2 separate regions of the Mus musculus genome follow, and region 2 is linked to region 1. The links are chromatin contacts, found by POLR2A ChIA-PET in ENCODE. All regions are on one chromosome and are shown on one strand. The core of a region is the stretch at or near the end of the contact, and the rest is flanking DNA. Distances in the headings are between cores, read along the strand shown. Region 1 overlaps Zbtb4 (zinc finger and BTB domain containing 4). Region 2 holds the start of Tmem95 (transmembrane protein 95).

Region 1 (6,188 bases), core at 31-2,530:
ATGTGTATACACACACATATATTTTTTACATGAATGAATGTTTGTTTCATGTATGTATATATGTACTACCTACGTGCCTAAGACTTACAGATGGTTGTGAGCCACCATGTGGCCCTGGAAACCAGGGTTCTCTGGAAGAGCAGTCAGTGCTCTTAACTGCTGAGCCATCTATCTGTCCAGCCCTAAAGCTGTGCAGTAGAGGTTCTGCCAGTGTAGCTCAGGAGTACTGTGAGTGCGCATGTACAGGAAGGGACATCTGGGGTGTGAATCCTTAGCTGCTTTCTTTGTGATTGAAAGCATTAAAGCCCTCTGTAATATGTCACTTCTACTGTATAGATCTTCATTCACAAGCTCCCTCCATACCTGGGTCTGAAGAGGCCCAAACCCGAGAGAGACCAACTCCCTGAACCACATCACTCTCTTTCTCCAAGAAGTGGCTGGGGCAGAGGAACTGATGAATATTTCATCCGGAAGCCTCCAAGTGATTTTCTTTTCCCTAAACTTAACAGGTAAGACCTACACTAGTCGCTGGGTGTGGTGGTGCACGCCTTTAATCCCAGCACTCGGGAGGCAGAGGCAGGCAGATTTCTGAGTTCGAGGCCAGCCTGGTCTACAAAGTGAGTTCCAGGACAGCCAGGGCTATACAGAGAAACTCTGTCTCGAAAAACAAAACAAACAAAAAAACAAAACAAAACAAAAAACAACAACAAAAAAAGACCTACACTAATCAATCACTTGGGCAAGGGAGAGCTACAGCTCCCAGAAGACAGTGGAAGGTAATGTGGCCTAGCATCATGGGAGTTGTAGGAACCTTGTCTGTGCTTGCATTGTAAAAAGGTGGCATTTAAAAGTTTAAAGAGCCAGAAACTTGCAAAAGTCTGGAGAGGTCGGAAGGTCTCTCCCAGGTACGGAAGGTTGTTGGAGGAGGCAGCTGGAGCAGGGTTGACAGGTCAACGGGAACTTCACATTCTCTTTGAACCCAGGGTGTGGTCAAACAGTCCCCACCCTACACACACAGGTTTCAGCCTGAATCATCTGCCCCGGACCTGCGACGATTTATCGATGGTCCAACCCGGGCTGTAGGTCTGCCTCAGGAGCTACGAGAGGTCATTTCCTCAATCAGCTACATGGCCCGACAGCTTCAGGAACAGGAGGACCACGACGCAGTAAGTCCAAAGAGTCTGGAGCCTGTGGGCTCATGGACCTCGGCTCCACCCTTAACTTTAAGCTCCGCCTTTAGCAGGCCCTTCCGTTTCTGATTGGAAGTGTGCTTGGTTTGTCCTTCCTGCTTTCCGACTGGTTTCCTTGCTTTCATATCTAGCTGGAGCCTTACTTTTGCGCTACTTATCTTTTTCTCACATTCCAAGTAACAATACCTTGGCAGAAAACTGAAAGGGGTGGGCACCCCAAAACTCCAGACCTGGAGTTATTTATTTATTTTTGTCTACCCTTAGCTGAAGGAGGACTGGCAGTTTGTGGCCATGGTTGTGGACCGTCTTTTTCTGTGGACATTCATCGTTTTCACAAGCGTCGGGACCCTAGTCATTTTCCTAGATGCCACGTACCATTTGCCCCCTCCTGAACCTTTCCCTTGAGGACCCTCCGGTCATTTTTGCCAAATGCTGCAGGTACTCTCAAGCTCAATAGCGCTTGGCGCTTGTAAGAATCTTGTTTCTGGGAAGACGTTCAAGTGAGACTTGGAGGCTGAGCATGGTGCCTTGGACCCACCCGAAATGTCCTTCTACTTATTATTTAGAGTTTTGTTCTTCTGCGGTTTTGTTTTTGTTGTTTTTGAGACAGAGTCTCACTCTGTGGCCCAGGCTAGCCTGGAACTGTGGCGTCCAGGCTGGTCTCAAACTCCCAACAATGTTACTTCCTTAGCCTAGCAATTGTTGGAATCACAGACCTGGTAAACCAGCACACTTGGAGTTTGTTTCTTGAAACTACATAGAATGTCACAGCTTAGATCTCTAGTGAAATAGAATTATAACCAAGTAGTAGACTGTAAGCCTTTTGAGGACAGGAGATCTGTTGGCTACTGAATTATCCCCAGCAATGTGTACAGGTCCTAGCCCATAAGTGCTTAACATTTGTTGAAGAGAGGGAAAATAAATCTGGAAGGAAATATAAATATCGCCTACAATTGCACGTATTAAAATTAAAATGTAGAAAATGATTAATCATTTTTGTCTATTTTTAACTTTCTAAAATTTATTTTTTGCAATGATTACCACCTTTAGAGTGAAAAAAGGTTATTTCTAAAAGTCAGCATTTGCAATAAACATTTAAAAAAGGGGGAGGGGGGGAGTGGTGGTGAATGCCTGTAATCTCAGAACTTGGAAGACAGAGGCAGGAGGATTGCTATGAGTTCAAGGCCAACCTCTGCTACATATTGAGAGATCTCATTCAAACCAGGCATAGTGTCCCATACTTAGAACCCCAGCGTTGGAAGGCTGAGGCAGGACTGCTGTGGGTTTCACCCAGTCGAGGTTATAGAATGAGACCTTGTCTCACACACAACCTTATTCAAGTGCTAGCTCTGGCACACAAACCACTAAACTACTCACTATCTGTTGTTATATCTGTAAAATGGAGCACGTAGTAGTATGTGCCCATAGAGAATTCCTAACAGTATATATCAGAGCTTTCAAACAGGTGCATTTTTTTTTTTGGCTTGGGTTTTTTTGTTTTGTTTTATTTTTTGCCTATGTCCTTGGGCTGTACAGTATTTATTGGTTTGTTTTTAGAGTAGTTGGAATTGAACCCAGAATTGCAAACAGTAGGCAAGTCATCTACCTCTGAGCTATTTAACAGACCTTATTTTTCCTTCATTTTTGACTTCATGGTTTTGTTACTGTTGTTTAAGACAGTCTTGATATAGTCCAGGCTGGTCTTGAACTCTCAGCAACCCTTTTGCCTTACCCTCTCAAATGCTGGGGTCACAGTTTTTCACCACTAGTGCAGCTTTAATTTTTGTTTTGTTTTGAGACAGGGTCTCATACAGTCCAGGTTGGCTGAACTCACTACAGAGCTAAGAACCACTTAAACTCCTGATCCATCTGCTTCTTTCAAGAACTGGGATTATAGACACATCTCACCAAGCCTGGTTTTTGTTTTAGAAACAGAGTCTTAGTAAGTTGTCCAACCTGGCCTTTAACTCACTACGGTACACAGCCTCGAGACATGGTCTCGCTCTGTAACCATGGCTAGCCTGGAGCTTGTTGTGTAGACCAGGTTGGCCTCAAACTCCACTTGCTTCTGCCTCATGAATGCTAGGATTAAAGATATCTTAAATGTGGATTAGGGACTGGAGAGAGATGATTCCGAGGTTAGGAACATTGGCTGCTCTTCTTCAGGATTTGATTCCTATCACCCACATGTGCAACTCCAGCCCCCAGTGGATCGAATACCCTCTTTCTGACCTCCTCTGGCACCGTATATGTGTGGTACACAGACCTACATGCAAGCAAAACACTCAAAGGAAAAAAAGTAGTTGAAGCTTGGTACCTTTAAAGTTTGTGTACCTTACAGACATTTGGGTTTTTTGGCTTCTCTTGAAAACATTTAGAAAGCTATAGTGACGAGAGACCAGATGCGGCTGTTGACAGCAACTTGCCAGGGCTTATGAGTCGCAACCCACTCTGGTCAGGATACTCAAACCAGACAAGATCTCATCTACCTGTCCAGCCTTACTCGTGCTCCCAGCTATTCCTCCATAAAGAGACCCAGCAGGCAAGATGAAGCCAAGGAGACAGGAGTGGAGTAAGGAGCTCTTATGGCAATGATGCAATCTCTGCACCTGGCTTAAGGCAAAGGTTATTCTGGGACATAGAAATCTTGAACACAGCACTTAAGGGTGCTTCTAAAGGTGGGGGCAGGGGAGCACTGCATTTTTAAGAAGGGACCTTGTGAGAAAGGGGCTATGGAACTCTATGTGTAGCTGAAGATGACCCTTAACCTTCACCTCCCAAGCGCTTGTTTTATAGGTGTGTGCCATCTTGTTGAGCTGAGAAACACACCCGCATTCTACTCAAGCCCTCTCTCTACCGACTGAGCTACATCCCCAGCTCCAGAGTTAGCATCTCTGTGTAGAGAGGTCAGATAGAAGTGAGCTGCAGCCTAGGGGCTAGACAACTACAGTGAAGCACCTGGAGTCAGGAGTAGGCTACAGGTCTCAGGATCCCTGCCAAGCAAAGACAACAAATGCCTGCCCCCTACCCCCAGTCACACAAATGATCGCATCTGGCATCCCGCTGTGAGCATAGTTCATTTGTCTTGTTGATTTATTGGCCTAGAGAATTGGAAACACACACAAATCTGGAGATAAATAGTGGTCAGATTCTCTAAATCTGGGTCCTCACTACATATAGAGCTAGAGTCTGTAAAATTCTAAATCTTGCGTGCTGTGGCACAGAACCAGTGGCTTCCCACTTTCTCCCTTCTTCCCAGGTCACATGGGGAAAGAGGGCACAAACTGACAAGACTTGATCACCTTCAAATGACAAAATTGCGAAATCCCAAACTTCCAACACCTGAAACTCATGATATCGAGACCTTCCATCTCAAATACATATTTTTAAGTTTCTGCTTTGCCACAACTATTTGTTGCTAAATTCTGGAAGCTATTCTCTTTACCCTTATTAAAAACAAAAAACGACAACAAAAAAAAGCCCACATAAGAATCTCAATTCTTCCAAAAGGTAGAATTTTGATCTATTCTGAAATTCAAATTCCCCAGACCATTTTTTACCCCTTCTCTCATGACTTCCTCAGAGGAGGGCAGTGGAGGGTAGGAGGGACCCCTGTCTGCCCCCTGCCTTCAGGCCTTCCTCAGTCTCTCTTGTGGTTCCGCTGTATATATAGATATATTTATATATATAATTTGTGTGTAGATATATATATATGTATTCTTTATTATGTATTTTTTGCAGTTTTTCTAAAGTGCCAGAAACAAGATTTACGGGAGTTTTTAGTGATTTTTTTTCTTTTTCTTTTTTTTTCTCTCCATTTTTCCCTGTTTGAAACTTTTTCCAAACCCTTAAAAACTGGAACTTGGTACATTCAGTAGGAAATTCTTCACTCAGGCTGTAGCCAAGACCAAGAAAAGTGCAAAGAGACAGAGGAGGGGTGGAGTGACCCCCTCCGTGGTTAACATTCAGGAAGCCTGTCAAAAACCTCCCCCTTTCTATATACTTGGAGGCTAGGAGGGGGCAGGAGGATGCTCCTGGCCTTCCCAAACTCACCTCCCTCCAAAAGCCATGATCTTGCCCTCTCCACAGCAGGTCAGAGGGCAGCCATCTTGGCCCCAGAAAACAGTAGCTGAGAGAAAGACTGTCATTTGGTTAAAACAGTCTTTCTCCTTTTGAAGTCATACTCCTCTAACTCCCACATCAAATTTGCTTGCCCAAACTGGCTCTCCCTTTGTGAGCTGGTTCTTTCTTTGTGGGGGAGGGGAGATGGGTATATTGGAAATATCCATCTAATCACACATCAGGGAGGCCCCATTTTTCAAAGGGAATTAAGAACAAACATTTGTCTATAGTCCCTACTGGAAGGAAACATAGGTCCCCTGACCAGGGTTAACTAGTGCAAATTAGGGATTAGGGACTATTTAAAATCCCTGCACCCCATTCCTAGGCTGGGATCTTTGGGTGTGGGGGACTGAGTCAAAGATGGGGTATAAGGTGCTATTTTGGAGGCAAAGTTGGTGGGGATACCCCAAAGCCCACCAGAAGAGAAAGATGGTTCCTTTGAAACCATCTGGAGTGATCGGTGAGGACAGTGACATCAGAGAAGGGATAAAGGTAAAGATGGAGGTGATGTTCAAATCCTGGGCTTACCCACACATCAAACCCCATCCATTTATCTGGCTATTTGGTCTAATCTAGGAGAAGCCCTAGTAAGGGGTTGTCAGGGAGAAAGTAGAGTATCTTCTCCATTCTCTATGGAGTGCTTCATACCTGGTGCTCAAAGTTAGGTTAGCCCCAAAGAAGCCACATATAAAGGCCAGAAGAGTTATGATCTATTCACCTCTTTTGTCTTGGAAGAATCTGGGGTCACTGGACGTGGGGGTAAAGGTAGGGCCCACGATTTCCCTGCCCTGTATTGAGAAAGTGCTTAGCCACAGGACACCTCCCACCTCCTTTTGACCTGAAATGGGTTAGGCCATCTCCAAGTCTAGGAGCACA
Region 2 (7,139 bases), core at 4,529-7,028, 93 kb before region 1:
CCTGGGGACTTTGCTGAAGATTTTCTTTCTAGACCCGGCACTGATACTCCTTAACAGAATTAAATCCACTTGACAGAGTGCCCGTCTGATGACATGGGAAGCCTGCACCCTGGGGCCCTGCTGTTTCAAGCTGCTGGACATCCCCCATCTCTTCCTACCATGGCTGATGCCCTGGCCCATGGAGCTGATGTCAACTGGGTCAATGTGGGCCAGGGGAATGCCACACCTCTGATCCGGGCCACAGCTGCTGTGAGGACCATGCTGACCTCCCCAACTCTACCCTAGAGCTCTCCCTGGGGTCTCCTTCCCATAGGGCAAGATAAATAATATAGACTAAGTGTTTGAAGTGTGATTTGGAGGTGGTGAATTAGATTTTTCGTCTGCTACTTACATGAGCTTTTAAACAAGTTGTCAATATCCCTGTGACTTAGTCTCCTCAATGTAAAATAAGGAAGCAGACCGGAGAGATGGCTCAGAGGTTAGGAGCTCATGCTGCGTTTGCTCAGGATCAGTTCCCAGCATCTACAAGGCAGCACATAACTGTAACTCCAGTGCCAGGAGATCCAGCGCCCTCTACTGGCCCCCTCATTCACTGCATGTGACACACAGACATACATGTAGGTAAAACACCTATACACATAAAATAAAAATAAAACAATCTTTAATTAAAAAAAAAAAGAGGGACAGCATGACTCATCAGGGTGCAGGATATGCTTTGGGGAGGGACAGATTTTCTCTGTGTAGCCCTGGCTGTCCTGGAACTCACTCTGTAGACCAGGCTGGCCTTAAACTCAGAGATTTGCTGGCCTCTGCCTCCTGAGTGGTGGGCTTTAGATTAAGACATGTGCTACCACTGCCTGGCTTTTTTTTTAATGTGCATTGGTGTTTTGCTTGCATGTATATATATGGGAGGGGGTTCCCTGGAACTGGAGTTACAGGCATTGTGGGTGCTTAGGACTGAATCTGACTCCTTTGGACGAGTAGCTGGTGCTTTTAACCACTGAGACATCTCTCCAGTCCCGGGATAGATTTAATATATGAGCATCTAAAGGTCGAGGACCAAGCCTGACACCTCACTGAGCCCTGAAACATCCAAAAATCCACCTCTAAAAATGCCATCTTCTTGATCTCTATGCAGAACTCTCTTCTGGCCTGCGAGTTTCTCCTCCAAAATGGGGCGAATGTGAACCAAGCAGACAGTGCCGGCCGGGGTCCTCTCCACCATGCCACCATTCTTGGTCACACAGGGTAGGGAGCCATGGAAATGGCACCATGGGGAGGAAGCTTTCTGGGAGTGAAATTGGGGGATGCCTGTTGCTGAATTTAGCTCTCTTCTCTAGGCTCGCTTGCCTGTTCCTGAAACGGGGTGCTGATCTGGGGGCTCGAGACACAGAAGGCAGGGACCCTCTGACTATCGCAATGGAAACCACTAATGCTGACATCGTAACCCTGTGAGTATGCCGAAGGGGCAGACTGATGCTTGGACAGTCCTCGTTGGGGTGAGACTAACGTCAAAACCTGACTTGGAGGGTGAGGTCTGGGGTGTGTGTGTGTGTGTGTGTGTGTGTGGAGAGGGGTGTGGAGCAGGAGCATGGACCAGTTGGGTGAGATACTGAGAGTTCACCTGGGGAGCCATTATTAGGACACCAACATTGCAAAAATGTTCGTGAGTGTAAGCTTTTATCTTTAAGCACTAGTTATGGACAGACATTTTTAAGGAGTGACACAACTCAAGAATTGGACAGAGGATGGGGATTTGGCGAAGTTCCAGGTCTTTTACTCCTTAATCCCCACCCTTCAGGCTACGATTGGCAAAGATGAGGGAGGCTGAAGCGGCCCAGGGCCAGGCAGGTAAAGTAACCACGTATTTCACCCCGACCCCGACCCCAGGTCCATACCGAAATGCCTGACCCCTTAGTACCCAACTGCATTAATACCATTGTTTATTCAACAAACATGTTTTGGGCACAGCGAACGTGCCTGACCTGTGGAACAAAGGTACTGTACTTAGGATGCACCCACACTTTAAAGTGCTTACCCTGCCAGGACCACCCCTACTGTGTAGCCCGGCTGTCCAGCCTCCCAGTCTTTCCTCTGATTTCCTTAGGAGACGAGACGTATCTCGACATATTCCGAGACTTCTCCCTCATGGCGTCGGACGACCCAGAGAAACTGAGCCGTCGCAGTCACGACCTCCATACTCTGTGATTCCAGGCTCCTCCCCACCCTGCCCCATTGAAGTCTCCATTAAAGTCTCTCAGCTTGGCTTCTTTCTTAGTTCATTTACTGTGCGCCACCTGGGGGCCCGGCAGAGTGTTTGGCACACTGGCCACCCAGGTGCGGGTAGCCGTGGTTACTCAAGAGGCTAGGGTTTCTCTAAAGGAGGAAGTTGACTAGCACCCGGTGGCTTGGCGGGAGGGGCTTTCGAGCCCAGGGGACCAGGGAAGCCACCGCGTGGGAACCTGGGCTCGCTGGGATGGCCCGAAGGCATCCCGGGAATGCGATGGCTCAGCATCCGCCCCCTCGGGAGTTCCCGACCGGGATCCAACCCGGAGACGTGGATTCTCTCAGACTAGAAGGATGGACTGGAGACTCCATCCTCGACTAAGTTGTACTAGTGAGGTCATGCACATCTGCAGGGAACGCGGGGCCGTCGCGGCCACATCCGCAACGAAGCCTGTGAATCATTCCACCCCCGCTCCAGTCGGCCGGTCCAGCCTGTTCGCCCCATCTCTCGCACTGGCAAGGCCGGCTCCCACCCATAGCAGAGCCCGGCCAGCCCACGGGGGCGTAGGGCGGGGCGCTAAGGGGCGGGACTGTCGCTTAAAGGGCCACTGACCGCTGCCCTTAGGCCACTTCCTGGGGGTGGAGAGGACCTCAGTGCCTGCTGCGACAACCCAGGAAGGCGGTAACGCCCGAGCCCTGAGACACTGTTCCCAACAGAGTCCCGGGACACTCTCAGCTCTGACTGCAAGAGCATCGCCTCTCCCAAGCCATACAGAACTGCTGGCTACCGGCTCCTATCAGTTGCGCCTCCATCTTTTGGGACACACGCCCCTAACCCTGGCTGGGCCTCTGAACAGGTCCTCGGAACCCGACGTGGACTCTACAACTACAAAAGCTCAGAAACTCAAACTGATCCTTTCAGCGTCCGACCGGTGCTCACCACCGTCACCTGCTGGTTGAATTTCGGAAACCCACTGTCTGAAGAGTACAGGAGGGAATCGCTGACCACGCACAATCAGAAGCGTCTGGACCAAAAGCTCCCTGATCCTGTCTGGCTGCCGTCTGTTCCTTTCATCGGTTCTTTCATCCTCTCGGGGATTTTTGTGTCCTGAAGCCCCCAACCACCACCAAAGTAGCTTGGGTGAGCTACAAACTTTACTGTCTTGTTCTCCAACCTCTGCCTCCAACTTAGCAAGTCTGAACGTTACCACCCAATTCTTTCCAAACCCCCAAATATCTGCTTTTTCCTTCTCCTTGCCTGTCTCTTATATTACCCAAAATTTCCCCCCCTCCTGTGTCCTCTTTACCCCCTTCCTTTGGGGGTCCCGTGACCCTAAATGTGGGGGGAACACTATATTCCACTACACTGGAGACCCTGACTCGCTTCCCAGATTCCATGCTGGGGGCCATGTTTAGGGCTGACACCCTAATGCCAGCCAACCTTAACCCGCAAGGAGATGGCCATTACTTCATCGACAGGGATGGCAAGGCTTTCCGGCACATCCTCAATTTTTTGCGGCTAGGCCGTCTGGACCTGCCCCGTGGGTACGGAGAAACTGCCCTTCTTAAGGCAGAGGCTGACTTCTACCAGATCCGGCCCCTCCTGGATGCCCTGCGGGAATTGGAAGCCTCTCGGGGTACACCTGCATCCACAGCCGCCCTACTCCATGCAGATGTAGATGTCAGCCCCCGCCAGGTGCACTTCTCCGCTCGAAGGGGCCCCCACCACTATGAGCTGAGCTCTGTCCAGGTGGACACCTTCCGAGCCAACCTCTTCTGCACTGACCCTGAGTGTCTGGCTGCCATGCGCAACAGATTTGGTGTGGCCATTGGGGACAGGGCAGAAGGAGGTCCACATTTTCGGCTAGAGTGGGCCTCCCGCCCCCAGGAACTCCCTGAAGTAGAGTATCAAAGACTGGGGCTGCAGCCACTGTGGACTGGGGGGCCAGAAGATCGTCGGGAGGTAGCGAACACGCCTACATTCCTGGAGGAGGTGCTACGGGTGGCTCTGGAACATGGCTTCCGCCTGGACTCTGTCTTCCCAGACCCTGAAGACCTTCTGAACTCTAGATCCTTGCGCTTTGTGCGCCACTGAGGGTGCTGCCCTCCACTTGACTGCAGAGGAGGGGGATGAGTCAGCCAAGGGGCCTGTGGCTCTTCTAAAACCTCTTTCTAGTACTGGTGTGGTAGCTATGAAAGTCAGGGATTCCACCATACCTGGCCAGAGCCTAGAGCTGGGGTTCCCAGATCGAGCTGCCCCCTTCCACCCCACAAGACTCACGAATGGTCCAGAAGGTCTACGCGGGGGCTTATCCTGGGAAAGCATCGTGGATTCTCTAGCCTGTTTTTGCTTGAGGATGGGTCCTCTGTATTCAGAAGTGTGGCAAAGTAAGATAGCACCTCTTTGCCCAGGCTAAACCTAGCAGAGCTCTGGCGGGTTGAGCACTAGGTGGGAGGACTTTGACTTATCAAATGTAACCTGCTCCCTAGACTGTGGTTTCCTTTACTGGAGCTGACATCTTATCCTACAGTAACCATTAAGAGGCCAGGACTCTCTGGGAGGTTTCTTTACTATGTTCCAAGCCACCTATTGTGGGACACTCCATCCTAGGGTGACATAGGGAGCAAGGAGAACCTCCATCAACACGGGGGCTAGAGCTCCCTTCTGGAATTCCAGAGGATCCTGTATGGAAGTGGGGCTGGACCATGGTGTCCAGAGGCCTCTTTCATGTGTGTGCGCCTGCCAGTCAATAGATCTGATGCTGCCTGGCTCCCTGCTGTCTTGGTTCCCATCAGTGTTGCTGACTCCTGTGCTTGTGTATTGGTCCTTCTGTGATCTTGGCCTGTCCAGGCCTGTTTGGGGTTGCTTAGAAACTCTCCAGGCTCAGGTACTTCTGTGGTATGTGTAAAAGCAGATTCAGATTTAGTTTAATCATAGGGTGTGTGTGTATGTGTGTGTGTGTGTGTGTGTGTGTTTGCATGTGTGTTTATGCCTGCGCTGCCACGTAGGCAGGAGGGCCTTGTTTGAGTTTGAGTCACACTAGGCCCTTCCTATGAGAGGTAAAAGCCTCTGGGCTTAGCTGGGCCTCTGAGACCTCTGGGAGCTCTTGGTTGCTGAGACAACCATGAGCCTGTTGCTAGGAAATAGCTGGGTAAGGAAGGCCTAAGGCTGTCCTGGGCAGCCAGGAGCTAGAGTTGGGAGAGTCGGGGAGGGTGTGGGAAGGATAGCATTTCTGGGTTCCTGGGCGGATGGGATACACACATAAACATGGTCATCATTGGGTGGAGTCATTCATCTATCACTGTGACTTACAAGAAGAAAAATAAATTGCTTTCAGAACCATGACGTGTAAAGGCCACTATCCCCTTGCAACAGAAACCCTGATTTATCCGTCCTAGAGATACGTTTTAGCCTCCAGTTCTTGGGGGCCCAGGGGTGGCTCTACCGGAGCCGAGGGGTAAGACAATGGCATTGTTCTGGATCAGTCTAGAACCTCCGACATGAAGGGTCAGAATCTGGATCTCAGAGAATTCTGACTCTTCCCTGGTCTGAGGGGGTCCAACTCCTTCCATACCCCAGCAGGCTTCATGTGGGTGCTGGCTCTGGGTGGGGCTTTCTTGGCCGTGGCCAAGGCTTGTATCTTCTGTCGTCTCCAAGATCATGCCTTGGCAAACCGCCTGGCTCAGCTCAATAACCAGACGAAGCCGAAGTGGAAATGGAAGGAATGGGCTTCCCCAGATTTCTCGGCCTTTGCCTTAGGTAATATCAGATATGCAAGGTTAGCTCAGCAATAGTCACCACTGGATCCTAAGGGGGCTGGCGCCCGAGCTCCTAGCTGTGCATCTCAGCCATTGCTTCAGTCCATAGCCCTTTCTGGACACACTAGCCTCTCTCTCTCTTTGGAAGAACTCTGTGCCCTAGGAAATAGGAAAACAAAAAAACAAAAGACAACACAAAACCCCCCAAAACTCTAGAGCCTACTCTAGCTCCTTCTTGTCCATCTCCACAGATGAGGTCTCAATGAAGCAAGTCACAGAGAAAACTCACCGAGTCCTGAGAGTCATAGGTGAGGTCTGGAGAAAACGGACACTTTGAGACTTAGGAAGACCCAAGACGAGACGGGATATGGGGGGAGGGGAGGTGAAGAGAGGGACCGATCTGGGAGGGGGCCTGGAAGGCAGCTCCGATGAGGTCTAGGGCAATATAGCTGTGCTGTGCCTCTCCAGAGAAAAAAGGATCCACCTCCTTGATTCCATTATACTGGCAATGGCTTCAGAAGACCAGGATCCCCCAGTACACCAGGGAAGGTATTGATGGGGAGGGTACCAAGGAGACGCCTAGGATTTGTAGCCCCGTGGGGCATGACTGAACAAGTCAGCCACTGCTCCTTGCTTTTCATTGCAGCTCTTTGTGCTCCTGTCTGCCGTGAGTAAAAGAAAAGGCCGTGGAGCCCCCTGGGGAGCGAAGAGAGTAGGGCGACGGCCTGAGGAGCTTGGGCGGCTGGGAGGAAGGGGTTGGAGGCGGTGGCTTCGCTTGCCAGCGCTGCTCCTATTGTCTCCTGCAGGGGGCAGCACCATCCTGTACAACTGCTCCACCTGCGAGGGCAAGGAGGAGTCTTGTTGGCCCCAAAAGCACTGCTACCCAGGTTCTTTAATCCTCACCCTCCTAAGGCCCCCTAGGTTCCCTGGTGTGATCCACAGGATCATCCACGGTCTCCTGGGTTCCTTGCAGACAGTCACGATCTGTGGGACGCTAGGATTCTGCTCCTATGTATCTTCGGAATTGTCCTGCTTTCGGGTGTTGTGAGCCTCCAAGTGGAGTGAGTTGTGGGGATCTTCCCAACCCCCTTCCCTGATTCTCTTCAGGCCTCCCATCCTCTGTCTCCTTTCAGGTACCTGAACCTGCAAGCAAA

Evidence for each region. ChIA-PET counts read pairs that join two places held with the same protein, here RNA polymerase II (POLR2A).
Region 2: POLR2A ChIA-PET joins it to region 1 with 11 read pairs in embryonic stem cell. The contact joins the promoter of Tmem95 here to the enhancer-like site in region 1. POLR2A ChIA-PET finds 5 or more read pairs at or near these places in 2 of 5 experiments (Patski and embryonic stem cell).

The regions. Positions count from the first base shown.
Region 1 is chr11:69,780,028-69,786,215 of GRCm38, reverse strand. Zbtb4 (zinc finger and BTB domain containing 4) reads right to left here. Exons shown (of 4, transcript NM_029348.2): 4 at 2,190-6,188. Chrnb1 (cholinergic receptor, nicotinic, beta polypeptide 1 (muscle)) reads left to right here. Exons shown (of 11, transcript NM_009601.4): 9 at 337-509; 10 at 1,019-1,166; 11 at 1,455-2,180. The coding sequence ends at 1,595. Among named protein-coding and RNA genes, the nearest start is that of Chrnb1, 13 kb to the left of the region's middle. Within about 2 kb of position 1,280, at least 1 of the 3 ENCODE cell types and tissues checked has a DNase peak (open chromatin) inside an H3K27ac peak, as active enhancers do.
Region 2 is chr11:69,876,694-69,883,832 of GRCm38, reverse strand. It overlaps Tmem95 (transmembrane protein 95), which reads left to right and starts at 5,778. Exons shown (of 7, transcript NM_001195710.2): 1 at 5,778-5,986; 2 at 6,237-6,293; 3 at 6,454-6,534; 4 at 6,632-6,652; 5 at 6,792-6,872; 6 at 6,959-7,046; 7 at 7,119-7,139. The coding sequence starts at 5,815. It overlaps Kctd11 (potassium channel tetramerisation domain containing 11), which reads left to right and starts at 2,848. Exons shown (of 1, transcript NM_153143.4): 1 at 2,848-5,569. The coding sequence starts at 3,623. The coding sequence ends at 4,321. It overlaps Acap1 (ArfGAP with coiled-coil, ankyrin repeat and PH domains 1), which reads left to right. Exons shown (of 22, transcript NM_153788.3): 18 at 77-249; 19 at 1,139-1,248; 20 at 1,341-1,451; 21 at 1,802-1,851; 22 at 2,108-2,266. The coding sequence ends at 2,208. Mir6924 (microRNA 6924) reads left to right here and starts at 1,739; the gene lies at 1,739-1,801.